Regions from separate parts of the Mus musculus genome. Here region 2 is linked to region 1. Evidence: chromatin loops called from intact Hi-C (ENCODE). Cell type or tissue: heart. All regions are shown on one strand. Links, peaks and the distances in the headings refer to the core of each region. The heading gives the core; the rest is flanking DNA.

What was found. A loop is a pair of places that touch in the nucleus more often than their neighbours do. Peaks named below come from ENCODE experiments on the same cell type or tissue, not always from the same donor. Only the 100,000 strongest peaks of a DNase experiment are listed, where the experiment ranks them.
Region 2: a loop joins it to region 1, with 2.2 times the contacts of the local background. A loop is called at or near these places in 6 of 42 quality-filtered maps.

Annotation. Positions count from the first base shown.
Region 1 is chr8:36,948,950-36,957,290 of GRCm38, forward strand. Dlc1 (deleted in liver cancer 1) reads right to left here and starts at 3,493. Exons shown (of 18, transcript NM_001194940.2): 1 at 3,172-3,493. Gm39166 (a long non-coding RNA gene) reads left to right here and starts at 5,791. Exons shown (of 3, transcript XR_870370.1): 1 at 5,791-6,438; 2 at 7,700-7,740. In heart, for the core only: no CTCF peak of the experiment used is centred there; DNase peaks (open chromatin) are centred at 3,512, 4,222 and 6,012; H3K4me3 peaks cover 3,099 bases; H3K27ac peaks cover 2,630 bases.
Region 2 is chr8:37,032,396-37,040,736 of GRCm38, forward strand. No RefSeq gene overlaps it. Among named protein-coding and RNA genes, the nearest start is that of G630064G18Rik, 12 kb to the left of the region's middle. In heart, for the core only: no CTCF peak of the experiment used is centred there; a DNase peak (open chromatin) is centred at 4,526.

The DNA of each region.
Region 1 (8,341 bases), core at 243-8,242:
AACAAAATCTTATGAATCAATTACATGTCAGCTATTGCCCGAAACATCCTAATAGTAAATGGTTTAAAAGGGTAGCTTTCATTGCAAGGCAATAGAAATTTTTTCACTTTCCAAGAAGGAACAAATAAAAACAGATGAGAGCTCAGAAATGACTGCTTTAGACCCATTATACGCCCAGGAATCCACTTGTCAGTAAATAAGTTTAAGCTCATCCCAGAAACAGGCAGTGTGGTGTATGGTATGCAAAGGTTTGAAAGGGGTTAGGGCAGCCTCCTTTCTGTCAATAAGAACTCCCTTCAGAATGGAGACATTCTTCACTGTGCAATGCATCCCAGTGAGCATGAGGCTAGGTACCCAGTCTTTTGCAGCGCAGTGTGATGGCCATGGGAGAGAGGTTTGAGCGCTATAGGTGTCAACATTAGGAATCCTCCAAATTAAAATTCAGACAGCCCCACAGCACAGTGACTCTCAATCTGTGGGTGTTGACCTCAGAATGACTGTTTCATAGCAATCGCCTATCAGATATTCTGCATGTCAGCTATTTACATTACAATTCACACTTGTAGCAAAATTACAGAGCAGTAACAGGTAAGTTTATGATTGGGGGTCACCACAACACGAGGGGCTGCATTAAAGGGTCACAGTATTAGGAAGGTTGAGAAGCCCTGATCTAAGGCAAGGACAACTGTTAGAAACAGAACACATTAGCCTTTTGGGGAAAATCTTTTGCCTGGAAAGCACACTGCAGCGTAGGAAAGGATGTATGCTACAGAGGATCTAGCCAACCCTTCATTTGAAGTCTCCCTGGTCAGTCCTTACATAATGCAAAAGAGGTACCTAGTATGTGACTAGAGCATGTGTTCTCAACCTGTGGGGCGTGACCCCTTTGGAAGTGGGGTCATATTTTTGGAAAATTGTATGGAATAGTATACAAAGATAGTATGCCTATTTCCAAATCTCTTTCATATTAGATATTTGTATTAGTAGTTATAACTGTGGCAAAATTACAGTTATGAAGTAGAAACAAATTAATTTTATGGCTGGGAGTCATCACAACATGAGAAACTCTTAAAGGGTCCCAGCATTAGGAAGGTTGAGAACCACTGTACTAGAGAATATTATTGAGACCATAGAGTATATGTGTGGACTAAAGGTGGAAAAAAATGTAGAATGCACACACTTGCATTTTCTTATGGAGCCTCTTGGCTCTTAGAATTGGAAATAGGGGGCAGAAATATCTAACTGAGATAATAGAGAGATTGTTGAGAGTCTTGAGGCAATTATAAGTGAGGGTCTTAAAATTACACCTGAAGGTCATTGGTAGGGATAACGTTTTTACTGTGCCAGTTGAGTATAAGGTTATGAAAGGGGCAAGTTCCTCATTAGGTCATTTTCTTGAAAGACACACTGGTTTTAAATGAGTTATTTAAATGACTCATTATAGCATATAGGTTGGCTGGCTTGACATGAGAATAAGATTTAGCAAAATAGTCATTAAAAAAAAAAAGCAACTACTTTAAAGTCTGAGATGAGAGCCTAATGAATCCTTTTAAGAAATCTTAGCCATTGAGAAAACGGTGTTAATCAGAAAGGTTGATTTTCTTTTCAGAGAAGGAGAATTCTAATTTCCTTTTTGAAAGTTGGCCTCCTGTAGGTGGACACAATGATACTTTGTTGTGCATAGTTATTGTTTGAGAGTAAGGTCTGTGGTACAAAGCCCATAACACATGAGGCAGGGGACTATGGTTCCCTTGTCATCTAGTGTCCTAGCCAGCTGTGTGACCTTGGACAGTACACTTTTGAATGCTATTCTTTAGCTTCCTCATTGGTGATCCCTGACAACACCAGAGAGTGATATTTTAATGCTCTTTCTTTCCCTGAAAGGAAAATTCTACTTGGTCGTTTTGTAAAATATTTCAGACTATATTGCACATAGTAGGCAATTGCTCTCCTAAAGCCACAGAATTTCACTTCCTACATAGTAAAATCTGCTTTTTCTCATTTTTAAAAGCTTAACAAAGTTTAAATTGTTAGCAACAACATCAAAGCATCAATATAAATCACTCTAGGCTAGAAATTAAAAATTCTATTAGCTAACACACCAAATGGTCATCTTGTCCTTTATAGAAGTTTATGATTAACATCCTTATTGGTTTCTTATGATCCTACTGGCAAACCTGTTATCCATCCTTCACTTACTGCATTTTGTGTTTGGTTCACAGATTTGGAGATAGGCATAATATCTTTGCATACTATTCCATACAATTTTCCAAAAATAATTTCCTTCTAAATATAACATCATCTTTGTTATTGTAACTCTGGGTTATATCAGCCATTGCTACATTTATTTACTCCGGGACCACACATTTAACCATTAAGACAATTTAGAAGGCTGAAGCATGGTGACTATTTGACTTGACGATGACAGAAAATACGAATGAATGGTCAGCTAGATTCTCCCATGACTGATGTGATTGTACAGATTTGCTTCAGCAACACGGAGTGTTCATACAACATGAGATCTGAGCGGCGAATCCAAGTTTAATGTTAACAAAACCCGATTCTGACACTTATGTTCCCAAACTGAAATTAAATGTGCAGAGACAGAAATAACCTGTAAACTTGTATGTCATTACTTCTCTTAAAATAACAATTTACGTTGTGTGTTAGTAACAGGGTAAGTGACTGAAACTAGCTGGAAATACTAGAGAATTTGATTTTCAGAGTTTTCAGTAAGACGCTGATTATTGTTTGAAAGCACATTACTAAGAAAAAACGTTATAATGTTATGTCCTCTTTTTGTTGGGAAAACAGAGAGGAGAAAGGAGTTTCTAAAGTTTCACACTTCAATCTGAGAAGATTCATTGGCCCCCAGATATGCTACACCTATCAGCAGCGGCGCGTTACAGATGGATTGGTCAGTAAGTTAAGAATAAAAAGAAATCAGAAGAAAACATTTCTGCATGGGGAAAGAGACTCGAGCTACGTGGAACATATTTTAGAAATGACATTTTGCTCAAAAGATTTTGACTCCCCGCTGTCTACTGACTACACAGTTTTCCCCCTTCTGCTTTTCAGGGCTCAGCTCTGAAAGCAGTCAACAGCTGGCTGAAGATGGCAAGGTTTTCCAGCTCTGTCTCCTACATGACAGTCGCAGCAGCAGCCTCTTACCTGGACCAGGAGTTGCTGTTACCGCCAAGGCATGATGCTATTCCAGCCAGGCTAGGAGAGGAGTCTGTCCCGGTTAGCGGCTCCAAAAAATCTAAGTTCACATTGCTGGCTGAGGTCACGGCTCTATTCTGAGCAGTTCTCCTTAACGCAGTGTGTGATTCTAACAAAAAACCCCCTCTGCAGCTGGAGAGAGCCTCAGCTAACGCCGGATCCTGTCAAGGCGTTCCTAGTGACTTCTGTCCTCTAAATGCAGACTGATGTTTTGCGAGAGAGGGGCCTCCACCAGCAGGCCCAGATTGCCTGCAAAGTATTTCCTGCCTCCGAGAAGTTTGCATGTGAGAAAGCCTGCACGAAGCCGGAGGGGAGGGGCTGAGCAGAGCCGCCTGGGCGTTGAAGCTCTGATTTTACACAGAACCAAAGTGAGTTTGTCAAAGCTCTTGAGATGATTAGTTAGCGTCAGAAAGTCCTAGAGTCCTTCCTATCCCACAGGGCTCGTGGAAAACAAGGAAGGAAGAGAGTGCAGCTCTCCCCTCTGCACAGTGTTACTTTCTACTGTGTTAAATGGAGAACACTTCTCCTAATTCTCATTTCAAAAGTTTTCTAAGACAGATGAAGTCTGAGCCTTTTAATACCGTAATTCTTCTAAAGTTTAGAACCTTAAAAAATAACTTCAAAATTTAAATCCTGGACTTGGGGAAGGAAAAAAAATCTGTAAGTAAAATTCCGAGAATCGAGGAAACAGAGAATTTTCTTCTCTCTCTCTCATCCCCAGAATTCTGAACAGAACACAGTGGTTTGTGTTACAGCACGTGAAGCCTCCTTACCTCCAGTAAGGGATCCTCCAGTTACAGACAACCACGGCTGCAAAGGCTGGAAAGGCTGGAGAAGGCAGACTCCATCTTGATCAAGTTAGAAGTCCTGCTGACATAAAACACTTGCGATGCTTCCTCCAGCATGGCCGAGTCTCTCAATCACATCTCTAAAGTGGCTAGCAGAGTGTATGCCTCCTTCCCCAGACAGCTTGTGAACTCTCATCTGTTTATCTTTTCTGCTTTTGTGCCTCCACTGCGTGACTTCCTCCTAGCTGCTCCGGCCTGGGAGCTAGGACTACCATTTGGTTTTGATTAAAACCAGACAGCCAACTCTGGAGAATTTAGGGAATAAGCTAATGGAAACTGCGAATATGGCTTTAATTAGTGCATCAATTAATAATAGATGTTAGCTTGTCTTATAATAAGATGTCACAAATGCAGAGCTCAAATCATTTCTGGAAAGAATTCATACAGAGTCTCTTTTATGACCCAGAGTTCTCCCTCAGGGAAAGTGCAAGGGTAAGACGGACAGTGGCCTTGGGACATGTAGGTTTGTGGCCAGGCCAGTGGGATAGCTTCCTTGTTTACACCAGAGAAACGGGAAACAACATCTGTCCATTTATCTTATTTGGTTGAAACTACTCAGTAATCGTTCCCTTTCATTTTAGTTACATTAAAAGAGTTCATTCTATAGCTCTAGGTGACTTAACTAGTCCTTTAAAAAATGATTAGGAATTCGATGAATCTAATTATTGACTCTGTGTGAGGGTTGTACAATTTTAGCTTGTCAATAATATAAAATTTAAGAATAATTCCAATATCCAAGTAAGAAATAAGTATAAAACCACATAATGAGATGCAGGAGAAATTAAGCCTGCATGTCTCAACAGCTGTCCTCTTATCTGAACGCTAAGTGGTTTTTCATTGTTTATATATATTCTCAGGTGGTCTTAATTTCTACAAATGCATGCAGGTCTTCCAGTATCATAATGGCCATCTTTTACTTTTCCTTGACAACACCGTGTAGGTGATAACTTGACCAAGTATGATGTTAGAGCTACTGCATCTTTTTTCACTGGACAACTGACATAGCTCAGAAAACACAATTTAGACAAAAGTCAAATAGGAAAAACAGGTTTAAGCCATGCACAAGCTGAAACATGAGATGATTCTAACATAAACATACTAGCAGGGCTTGCCATGGGGACAAAGGTCTGGAACCCCAGCTCTTGGGAGACAGGAGTACAAGTTTAGCTTAGTCTTCATAGAAAGACCATGCCAATAATAATTTTTTTCTTTTTTGCAGAGATATCCCAGTCACTAAAGTGCTTACCACATTGAGTGATTCAAGGTTCTGAGTGCAAAATCCAGAACCCACCTAAAAATAGTTGAGTATGGCGATGCATGCCTGTAATATCAGCACAGGTGAGGCAGCTGAATTCTGAGAGCTCACTGGCTAGCCCTACTTAATGAGTTCGAGTCCCGAGAAAGTTTGATTAAATAAAGAAAAATGGCACCAGAGCAATGACTCAAAGGTTGTCCTAGAACATATATGTACATAAACACACACACACACACACACACACACACACACACACACACACACCTCACAAAGGCACACATACAAAATAGAGCCAAAATGGGAATAATGAACCCACCCCATGGATTTATTCTCAAATATAATATGTTGACAGAAAGACTTAAAATTTGAGATGGAAAATCATACAAGTTAAAAATATGATTATTTAGATTATTTAAATCTAAATTAAAAATTTAAAGCCCATTCATACATTCCTTCCTTGGTGCCACTTATTTTTCTGGTCCTAAGGGTTGCACCCAGGACCTTACAGTAGGCAAGGGCTCTACCTATGAGCTGCAAGCCCAGCCCATCAGTCATTCATTATTTAAAGTCTATTTATCCTCGTATTCAAATCCTTGCGTTGTCACTGCTTTTCCCAGCATTCCTTGTACTTTTATTTTTACAAATAAAGTACTAGGAAATAGTTTTCTCCCAGCCAAGTGGTGGAAAGTGGCCAAGTCTACACTGGAGCCCAGTTCTTCTATGTTTCGAGCTTTAGTTTATCTGCATTAACTGTCTCCCTTGACGGCCACTAATCAGTGTGTGAAACTAGAAGAGCTCTTAAATGTTCTGTGTTTCAGCTCTTCCTTTAAAAATAGCCGGATTGCGCACAACTCACAAATTGGAGAACAGGATGTTTATTTATGTGTGCATGTATTTATGTGTGTGTATTTGTTTCTTTAAGGAAAATCCTGGAGCAGAGACAAATGAGAATGGCTAGAAGAGCTTTCCTGTGTGTCTCTCTGTCTTCATCTATCTCTGCCTCTGCTCCCATGATGCTAGGTGTTGGCTTTTCAGTGTCTCAAGAGCACTCTATTGGTGCTTCTTGGTCAACTTCCTTAGGAATTCCATCATCCCAGCGATGCCATCACCAAGGTACGCTCTGTTTCTCTGCACATTGAGAACACTTCCAACACTGCTCAGCTACATCAGTGGGATGCCTTAGTTGTCTCCACTCTTCCTGACACCGACATTTATATTAGAATTACATCAGTAATTGACAAATATTTAATCCCATTTATTTTTTATCCTTAGTAGCCAGACACTAAACAAATCCAGGACCTAGGTTTTGATGAAGACTTTTGCAAATGTGTAAAGACAATGAGGTAATTTCCTAAGGCCTCAGCACCGTCTCGGGCTTATAGAAGAGATTTAAAATACCTGTCCCCTTTCTGTTTGCAAATCTAAATGCTTCACTCTCCTAAGTGCTTGTTCTGCTCTCTATACTAGATTAGTTGTAAGACAGGACACAGAGGCCACTAGAACTTGAAAACAGACTTTCAGGAAGGACTACATCTGGTTCTCCAGTTAACAGCAGTGACTTTGCAAGTTCCCCAGAATGAAACGTCAGTGCTATTAACTTGACAGGTCCCACAATCACCTATGACTTGGACCTCTGGGAGAGCCTGTGGCACTATCTTGTTTATGATAATTGAGGGGGGAAAAGCCATCTTGTCTCCGTTGAGGGTAGAACATCCCTGGGCAGGCAATTCTGGATCTGATAAGGAGGAAGGAGGCTGAGCATCCGGGAGCCTGAGCCCATTGCTCTCTGTTTGTTGATTACAGATGCAAATAGGGCCAGCTGCTTCACCTTCCTTCTGCCCTGACTTCCCTGTCATAATGAGGTAGTTTGCTACCTTGAAATGTGAGCTAAGACAAACCTTTCCTCTTTTCAATTGCTTTTTCTGGCATTTATTATTTATTTATTTATTTATTTATCTACTTACTTATTTGATTATTTTATCATAGCCCCTTAAGCCTGTGCAAGGCTTACTTTGAGTCTCACTAATTAGGAGTTTTCAAAATCAAGGACCTTATAAAGTGTTTAGGTTTGGGCACTGGTATAAGTAATCCCTGATAGCTAGAATCTTTGATGAAAGTATCCATTCAAAACTTTGTCTATTTCTCACATTTGGATGGTTTCTTTACTAAATGCATAGAAAGGGACCTGTGAATATCCTCCATGCAAGGACTACGACGGATTGATGACTGGCAGATATTGTCCCAGCTTAGGTGTCCTGACTCCCTCATACACTCTCTACCCCATTCTCCTTCAGTCTTTCCCTTGGCTTTTCACAGGTGATAATTTAAATGATGCACATGTTCTTTGTTTCCTTGTTTATTTATTTAATTACAGATGTCTTCTGCTGCCACAGCAAAGAAATCTGCTTAATTAAGGTAAAAATGATTCCTTGTGCATTTTGCGCTAGAAATCCTATAGTTTTTAGTTTTATGCTTAGGTTTCATGAAAAATTTAGAGTTTATTTCTATATGAGATGATGGAACAAAGTCATTTTCCGAAATAGGTGGGTATTGAATTTTTCTGAACTATTCCTGGCAGCCCTGTCCATGGAATTGTCTTTGTAACATTGACAACAGGCAATGTTACCAAATTTATAACATTGTGTTTCTCGACCTTTTCTTCTCCCTTGCTGATCTATTTGTCCACCTTGCATGGAATGCCATGCTGTCTCAATTACTGTAGCTTTACACCTAGGTTCAAATCCAATATTGCAAGTGCTACAGCTTTGAGTTCTCTTCAAAATTGTTTTGAGTAATCTTAGGGAACTGCATCAGTGTGGAAATTTTAAAAATCAGTTTATCTATCAAAAATAGCCTGTTGAAATGTTGTTTAAATTGTCATTTAGAGTAGAAGCTTTTTGACATCCATGATTTTGAATCTTGCGTTCTGTGAGCATAGTATGTCTCTTATTTCAATTTAGGTTTTATTTCTCACAATACTTTATGGTGTTAATGTAAAACATACTTTTATCGAATT
Region 2 (8,341 bases), core at 50-8,049, 83 kb after region 1:
ACATTCAGTTGCAGCTCGTGAACATATTAAGGCTGATTTCCTAGGCAGCTTCTACCCTCGTGTCTTTGTATGACTTCACAGAACAAAGGGTCCAGAATATGTTTGATCTATTGACTTAAGATAACAAATGATTGGAGACCTAAAAAGCATTTTAAGTACCACTTAAAATAATGAAATTGGCTCTATTTACCATCACATTGGGCAATAATTTAATTCATTCTATTGACGACTCTGGGGCAAAGCTAATGAAAATAACTAATTTGCTTTCCACAATCACTACAAAAGACTTCTCCCTCCAAACACAGTTTCATTTGACAACCTTTATGTTAAGTGTGTAGCTTCAAGGGGTTTAATCAATAATATAAAAGTTCAAAAGTGAAAATATTTAAGCAGATAGAAAATATTTAACTGAGAGCACGTTTCCCCTAAAATACTGTATAGAGATATTGCTGACAAATGAAAGGCAAGAGGAAGTGTACTTGAAGTTTTAGGTACTGTGTGCATATTGAAAGGGGATGGCGCTGTATACAGCAGGCTAGACAACTGTTTGTTACAATAGAAGCAGTAAGTGGGTAGCTGTCTTAGTCAAGGTTTCTCTTCCTGCACAAACATCATGACCAAGATGGAAGTTGGGTGGAAAGAGTTTATTCAGCTTACACTTCCATGTTGCTGTTCATCACCAAAGGAAGTCAGGACTGGAACTCAAGCAGGTCAGAAAGCAGGAGCTGACGCATAGGCCATGGAGGGATGTCCTTTACTGGCTTGCTTCCTCTGTCTTGCTCAGCTTGCTTTCTTATAGAACCCAAGACTACCAGCCCAGGGATGACAGCACCCACAATGAGCCCTCCCACTTAGAACACTAATTGACAAAATGCCCCACAGCTGGATGTCATGGAAGCATTTCTCAACTGAAGCTCCTTTCTCTGTGATAACTCCAGCCTATGTCAAGTTGACACACAAAACCAGCCAGTACATTAGCAAAAATGTATACTTTTTGCTCAAGACCAAATTAGGCGCAGATATATCAAGGAATGACTGAGTCCTACCCTGTTCCATCTTGGGAAGATGCTACCTGACAATTTCATGTTACCCTAATGTCATCAATTTTTAGAACAGGGCAGAAACCCCCAGCTATCAATTAGCTTGCTCAGCCCCTAGAAATTGCAGCCTTATTTCAATGGAAAGACAGGGTTAGAATATTTGACTTATATGGAAAGCATAGGGAGTCTTGAAATTTAGCCCATATTCCCTAAAAGCTTCACTGAAACAATTGTGTATCATGGAGCAGAGCACTTCAGACTCGTTTGAGTAGCCCTATGTTGTGACCAAAGAATGCAAATCAGGGAAGGCAACATCTGGATCACTTCTCAGAGAGTCTGGAATCATTCCACTGTATTTTTTCAACCCAATAGAATGAAGATACTGGCAGTTCTAGAGCAATGCATGCCATAGGTTAAGGTCTTTGGAAAACCTAGGTCTAGAAGGAAGTACTGTGTCTACCTTTATCAGTAAAAGCAGTGTCCTGAATCCATAAGGTTTGAGGGAATTTGTCCCCTTATGAATTTCAACTACTGCTTCAGCATAGGCAGTTAGCAGGAAACTGAGTTTTCTATTTTGCCTAATCGTTAAAATAGACAATCCCAACTCTGGGAACAGTCTTTCCTCTCTTGCAAGTGGCCAATTTGAAGATAAATGTGAAAAGGCAAAGGGTACATGGTAGGGAAGTTTTTTATTTCTGCCAATATTGTAGATTGGAAAAGTGGGGGAAGCCCTTCTGATAGGAAAAACCCACCAAATTTGGTGAACAAGATACAATTTTTAAATTTTAAATGTCTATGTATACACATATTTATTTTTAAAATATTCCAAGACAGATTGCTGAAAGCTGGGCAGTTCCTAAAGCTCTTCAGGCAGCAGCAATGGTGGATTGAGGATGGAAATCTAATGCAGGCAGCAGCAATGGTGGGCTAAGGATGGAAATGTAATGTGCAGGCTGTAATCAAGTGGACTAAGCTGGAGTAGGGAAACCCAGTCAGCAGTGCACATGGCACCATGGAGAAGGAAAAGCAGAGAAAGAAAATGTAAGCCAAAAAGCATGACACCAGAAATAAGTCCAAAAGGTATCGACAATCTCCATCACAATAAATGGACCAAGTTAATCAGTTAGGGAGTAAAGACTAATGGGGTGAATGTAGAAGTCCTATCTATATGATTACAGCATATATATTTAAAACTCAAGAATGGAACATTAAGAGTAAAAGAGTAAGTATGTCCTGGGCAAATAGGAAGGAGTGGAGAATCCAAGTATTAGATTCAACACACCTAAGTCCAAAAATATCTCAGGTAAAGTGTTGTTCTGGACTGAATGTGTACAGACCTCTACTACAATTCCTTAACCAATGATAGAGAACTGTTATTCTGGTAACACCCATATTTTATGAAGAATTGTAAGTAACTTAGAGGTGATTTGGAGCGCTCAAGAGGTTATATGTAAATTATAGGACTTGAAGTTACTGCTATTTTTATATGAAACTTCAACATCTGTGGCCTAAGTCATAGTCTGGGAGTTCCAGAGGCAGGGCAATCCTTGACAGATGCTGAGGGCCCTGTATTATGGAAATGGATTTGAAGGCCCAAAAAAGGTGTCATTAAAGTGACTCCCTCTGAAACCAGTATCATGAAGGGGAAAAAATGAAAAATATGGTGGTAGGGGTAGTCTGGGGAAGTTGAGGAAAAAAAAAGACTGAGAACAATGAAGGAAAAGGGATAAAGAACATTCGAATGATCTAAAAGCCATAGGAAAACATTATTTTGTGTTCCATTAAAATACACACAATAAACATATAAATATCTAGTAGACATTTATAAATACTTTTAATGAAGTTATGCCACTTGGAGTTACAATGATTCCGCCAAAGCCATAAGGACCATGTAAGAAGACCCTATTGCCAGTCATGGGAAACTTCTCTTTGAGTTATTCATCAGGGGAGCCCAAGAGATGCCCCCAAAACAATACAGGCTAAATGTCATTGCTTTTGATTGCCTTGGCAGAACTTGAAGGCAAGTTCTATTGCTGAATACACACTCTAATATTTTAGATTCAAGATTTGGAGGGATTCAACTGGAACTAGAAATATTCTTCCTGACTACTAGCACTCATAGCATGTGGAAGTGTTGTGCAAGCTGCCAAGGGAGAAAAGCAACTACATTTTCTATCCAGCTGTAAAGCTTTTGAATCATGACAATGACCAACCTGGCAGTGTATACGAGAGAATGCCATAGTGACACATATCTCAGGGGTAAACAACAGCCACCTAATCAGACTTAAATGTTGCTCAATGGAAAGGAATTAATACCTGGTACTCAAACCCAGCCAACTATTTATGGCAGGCCAGGTCATCAGCCCTAGAGGATAATCTCCTAGTGCCATATTCCTGAACCAATTATTGCCAACTACATTCTAAAAATCTATTCTAGTATTAACCAATTAGTTATTATCAAAGAAGCTCTTCTTGCAGCAGTGACTATTACAAATATCCATGAGTGCTTAAAGTGCAAATAACTGCTGGCTGGGAGGTACCCCTCTGCAATTGATACATCTACAACACAATCTGTATCTAAGGCTCACAAAACAGAGCAGAAGGCTAGAAAAATGGCCAACTGCATTCTAATTACTTGTCCTCATACCCACAGGTAGTGGTAGCTCTTAAGTGTGATCAAGGAAACATATCTTTGCAATAGATAGAGACCATCACAGAGAACCACAACCCATCAAAATGCAGAGTTGTGGAGCTCAGTCCCAATGAACACATCTACACTATAACTCCTGCACAAAAGGACTCCTGCACAAAAGTACACCAGCTGGTGCAAGTTTATCCTCCGTAGAAGAGTTAGTGCAAGGCATTAATTCCTTTCCATTGAGCAACTCTTAAGTCCTATTAGGTGGCTGTTGTTTACCGATGAGTTATGCGTCACTACTGGACTCTTTTATGCATACACTGATAGGTTGGTCATTACTGTGATTCAAAAGCTTTCCAGCTGACCTCACTTTTCTAGCTCACTTGATTCTTTTTTTTTTTTTTTTCTACTCAAGCTAAAAGGATATTAGAAGGAAAGTATCCTTCTGTGCAGAATGGATTTCAGGAGCATAGTTACCAGAAGGTCTAACCCAATGGAGCTGCCAGATGAAATCATACTCTCTGACTCTCTCTGATACAAAATTTCCTGTGTCTAAGAAGAACTGTCTAAGAGGGCTCCTCCGAAATGAAGAATGAGATCTCTGAAAAGCCACAAGGTCTATGACCATGAAAATATAACTGTGTTTCAACTTGCCGCGTTTCATAGATTGAAGGTCAGAAACATATAGGCAAATGTGCCAATGGAGCTATGGGCCTATAGGCACGATTGAAATGAAACAAAATAATGCTTTAAAAGGAGTTTTAACATTCAACACTCCCTGCTCCTTTTTTTTTCCCCTGCAAAAATGGAAGCAGGAAGGCTTGGACATTTTCCAGGACTGAGTTCCTTCACAGTCAACAATTGGCTCTTAAACTTATGAACTATTTGGAGCATGTGTTTTCTTTGCTTGTTAGTTTTCCCACACTACAGATTTTCTAGATTTTGCTAATCCGAAGCCCTGGCTCATGTCTCTCTCAGCATCCTAGTGTATTTATGTCTTCCACAGATCAAATTCCCTGTCTAAATTAGTACATTTTTTTTCCTGAAGAAACAAAACAAAACAAAACAAAACAAAACAGAATAAAAGTGGGTCAGCATTGCAGTATCTGAAAACATTCCTAATCTTCCTCCATTTAAAACCATGCCAAAGTTATGTAAGAGAATGGATTTCAAAATCAAAATTAGTTTGGATTTAAGTTTTAAAGTTATAATTCAAGTGACTTACATGCTATTTCCTTGGTAATGGATGGGTTCATCAAGTAGGGGAACAGAGAAAGTTAAAAACTCGAATCGAGTTTTCATTTCTTCCTCTCCCCCTTCCACTCTTTATTATTTCTTCTTTTTTTCATATAAGTATATATGATCTGTTGACACATCCCCTCTTATACGCCCATCAAAAAAGTTTTTCCTTTTCAGTCTTGGTTTACTGTGAGAAGGACAAGGAGATAGAAAAGCCTACGCTGTATTAGATGGGGAGGATGGAAGTAGGGTCTAGAGAACCCCACATGTGGCTACAAAGTTTCATTGGTAAGAACCAGTCTTCCTTCTGTGGAAAAGTGAGAGCTTGTGGGAGGAAGCAGAAAAGAGAACTGGAGTCTCTCACCCCTAGGCTGATGAACAGAGGGCAGGAAGCTCTTCATGGGGCTTTTATATTAAACTGACCACTGAAGCTATTTCTTAAAGCTCCTCTTTGCTCTCTGAGGCATCCCTTCAAGATACAAGGGGGCTTCTAGGGACATCAAGTTCTGCCATAATCTCCTCCTTTCTCGTGAGAACTTTGTCTGGACAGCCTTAGAATGTGTTATATGTGTATCCTTGCTTGGAAGAAGAATGATGCATGGGATAGGTTTATACTTAGCAAACTTCATGCTCGCATGGGTCTTTGAATGGAGACTTGGAGACCTTTCAGGAAGCATTGTAGTTCAATAAGTCAGATGCCTTGGATTTGCTTCCTAAATGTTCATTATAAGATTATTCTAACTTCATGTCCAATTATTTGTTATAATTCTCAACAGGGTGAATGAGGAACCATGGGCTGGCTAGGTTTATGTCAATACGACACAGGCTATAGTTATCCGAAAGGAGCAAGCCTCAACTGAGAAAACGCCTCCATTAGATCCAGTTGTGGGATGTTTTCTTAAGTAGGGATTGATGGGGGTGGGCCCGGGCTGCTATGAGTGGTTTTACACTTAAGCTGGTGGTCCTGAGTTCTATAAGAAAGCAGGCTGAGCAAGCCATGGAGAGCAAGCTAGTAGGCAGCACTCTTCCATGACCTTTGCATAAGCCCCTACCTGTAGGTTTCTACCCTGTTTAGGTTTCTGTATGGACTTCCTTTGATGATAAACAATGATATGGAAGTGCAAGTCAAATAAACCCTTCCTCCACAACTTGTTTAGGTCAGGTCACAGAGTTTCATTACAGTAATACTAACCCCCCCCCCAAAGGCAAAGAATATCCTGGTGGTCCTGATTAAATTCAAGTATAATTGCAAAAAGATCCTATAGTGGAATCAAAGGCTTAGATTTTTATTTTCAGCAAATGATAATATAGTCATAGCACATCTATGTGAGACTGTTGCCTCTCATAGAACCAACAATGACACAGGGAATTAAAAAACAACTAACATTTAAAATTTCTGCATGCAGTTTTCTTATCATGCACAAATTATATGCTAAGGAGAATTGGAAAATTTTTTTTTCTATAAAAGCAAACAAGAAAACTCCCAGTATTCATGAAACTAACTGTTTCACAGTCTAATATAATTGTGGAGCAAAATATTCTCAACATCACCCCCAGGTGTCGACCTTAATGGCTCATAAGCATGACCTCTCCCTGTCCGTAGTAAGCAGTGAGAGTCCTGCCTGTTATCGTGTTGACTGTGGAGAAAGTTTTCCTCTGGTGTTTTATATCCCCCCATATTAGTACCTCCATTTGTTAGCCTTGTTTTGTTTTTTAGGTTTTTTTTTTTTTTTAGACAGGGTTTCTCTGTATATCCCTGGCTGTCCTGGAACTCACTCTGTAGACCAGGCTGACCTTGAACTCAGAAATCCACCTGCCTCTGCCTCCCAAGTGCTGGGATTAAAGGCACGTGCCACTACTGCCTGGCTTGTTAGCCTTCTCTTACAGTATAAAAATATCCTATCCAGGATAAATTAGCTTATAAAGAGCTGTCACTTTGGGAAGTTGAAATCTATGTCCAATTGATTGCTCTGGATCTGAGGTAGCATATCAGGATATAATCATGTCGGAGAGTCAAAATTTTCACTTCTTTGCTGGGAAAGAGGAAAAAAGAATGACCTTGGAACTGAGCTGCTCACCTTCCCTCCAAGGACGTGTCCACAATGATCAGAACACCTCTTACTATGTCCTGACTTCTACCATCTCTCAGGAGTACCAAGCTGGTGCCTAAGCCTTTGACATGTGGGTCTTTGGCAGGGGGAGGAGGGCACTGAAGATACAAACTCATGGCACCTGCTTGAGGGCTCCTTCTGTCCAGCCTGGAGCCTGTTCTAAACCATAATAATAATAATATTATTCTATGAAAAGATTCAAGGCTGCATACTTCCAATTCTATTACATTTTTAAAAACCCCTAAAATGTTTATGCTTTTCAAAATTATCAGAAGTCAAATAGGATGATGATTTGACAGGTAGTTTGTGATTGTTGTCTTTAGATTATTTTTAATTTTAGATTATTTAAGTATTTTAGATCTTTTAGTTATTATTTTTAGAAATAACCGCGGTTATTTCACCCTTAACTATGGACAAAGGCTCTGTCACAATTGCTGACTCTGCTTCAAAGTGACAGAGGGCATAATATATCCCTAAGTTTTGTACTGAGCTCTGCTATGCTGTCAGCATTTTTTTCATGACAGCAGAAACTCTGGCTTGGTTAAAGCAATCTTTTCCATGGAGCCATAATACAACAGTGGGCTCAAGATGTGTTAATTTTTTTTTTTTTTGTCAGCAAAGAACATGTTCTTAACTCCAGAATCTTTATTTCCAGACCCCTAATCCCGTCAGAACTTATCAAGTTCTTCCTCAAAAACACTGTTGATTACTGGAATTTAGTAATGGGTTTAGAGAAAGAAATCCAAAGCATGATGTCTGTGGCATTCCTGAGTCAAGAGTATTTATCAACAGTAATTTCTATTTTTATAAATGTCTGGGACCATGCGAGTTAATGAAAGAGAATTGTTTATTTATTACATTGAGTCTCTTCATGTTCTCCCATGACAAGGGCAGACATAAGACTGATCTCTTATCTCTTCAGTCTTTATTTTCATTGAGAGCAGTAAGTCTTCCACTAATTTATACAGGTACCCAAAGTGACATTTATTAAATATTTGTTCTATACATAGATGCTTAAAACTTCAGAGTAAGATATTTAAATGAATGTATTTATTTAAATGATATAAAGTCCCATTAATCAAAACAATGCAAGTCTGAACATAGTGATTTCAAATAACTAAAGAAAGCTAAAAATATAAAGTAATACAATTGTTATGGAACAAACTCTTTACTTAATATATTTTAATGAATAATAATGAGAGTTACTATGGAATATGATAATTATTCAAAGAAAAATTAAAATTAATGTACTGAGGATATGTTAAATGTTCTGCCTCTAACAGGCAGAAATATAGCTCATTCTTGCTCTCACA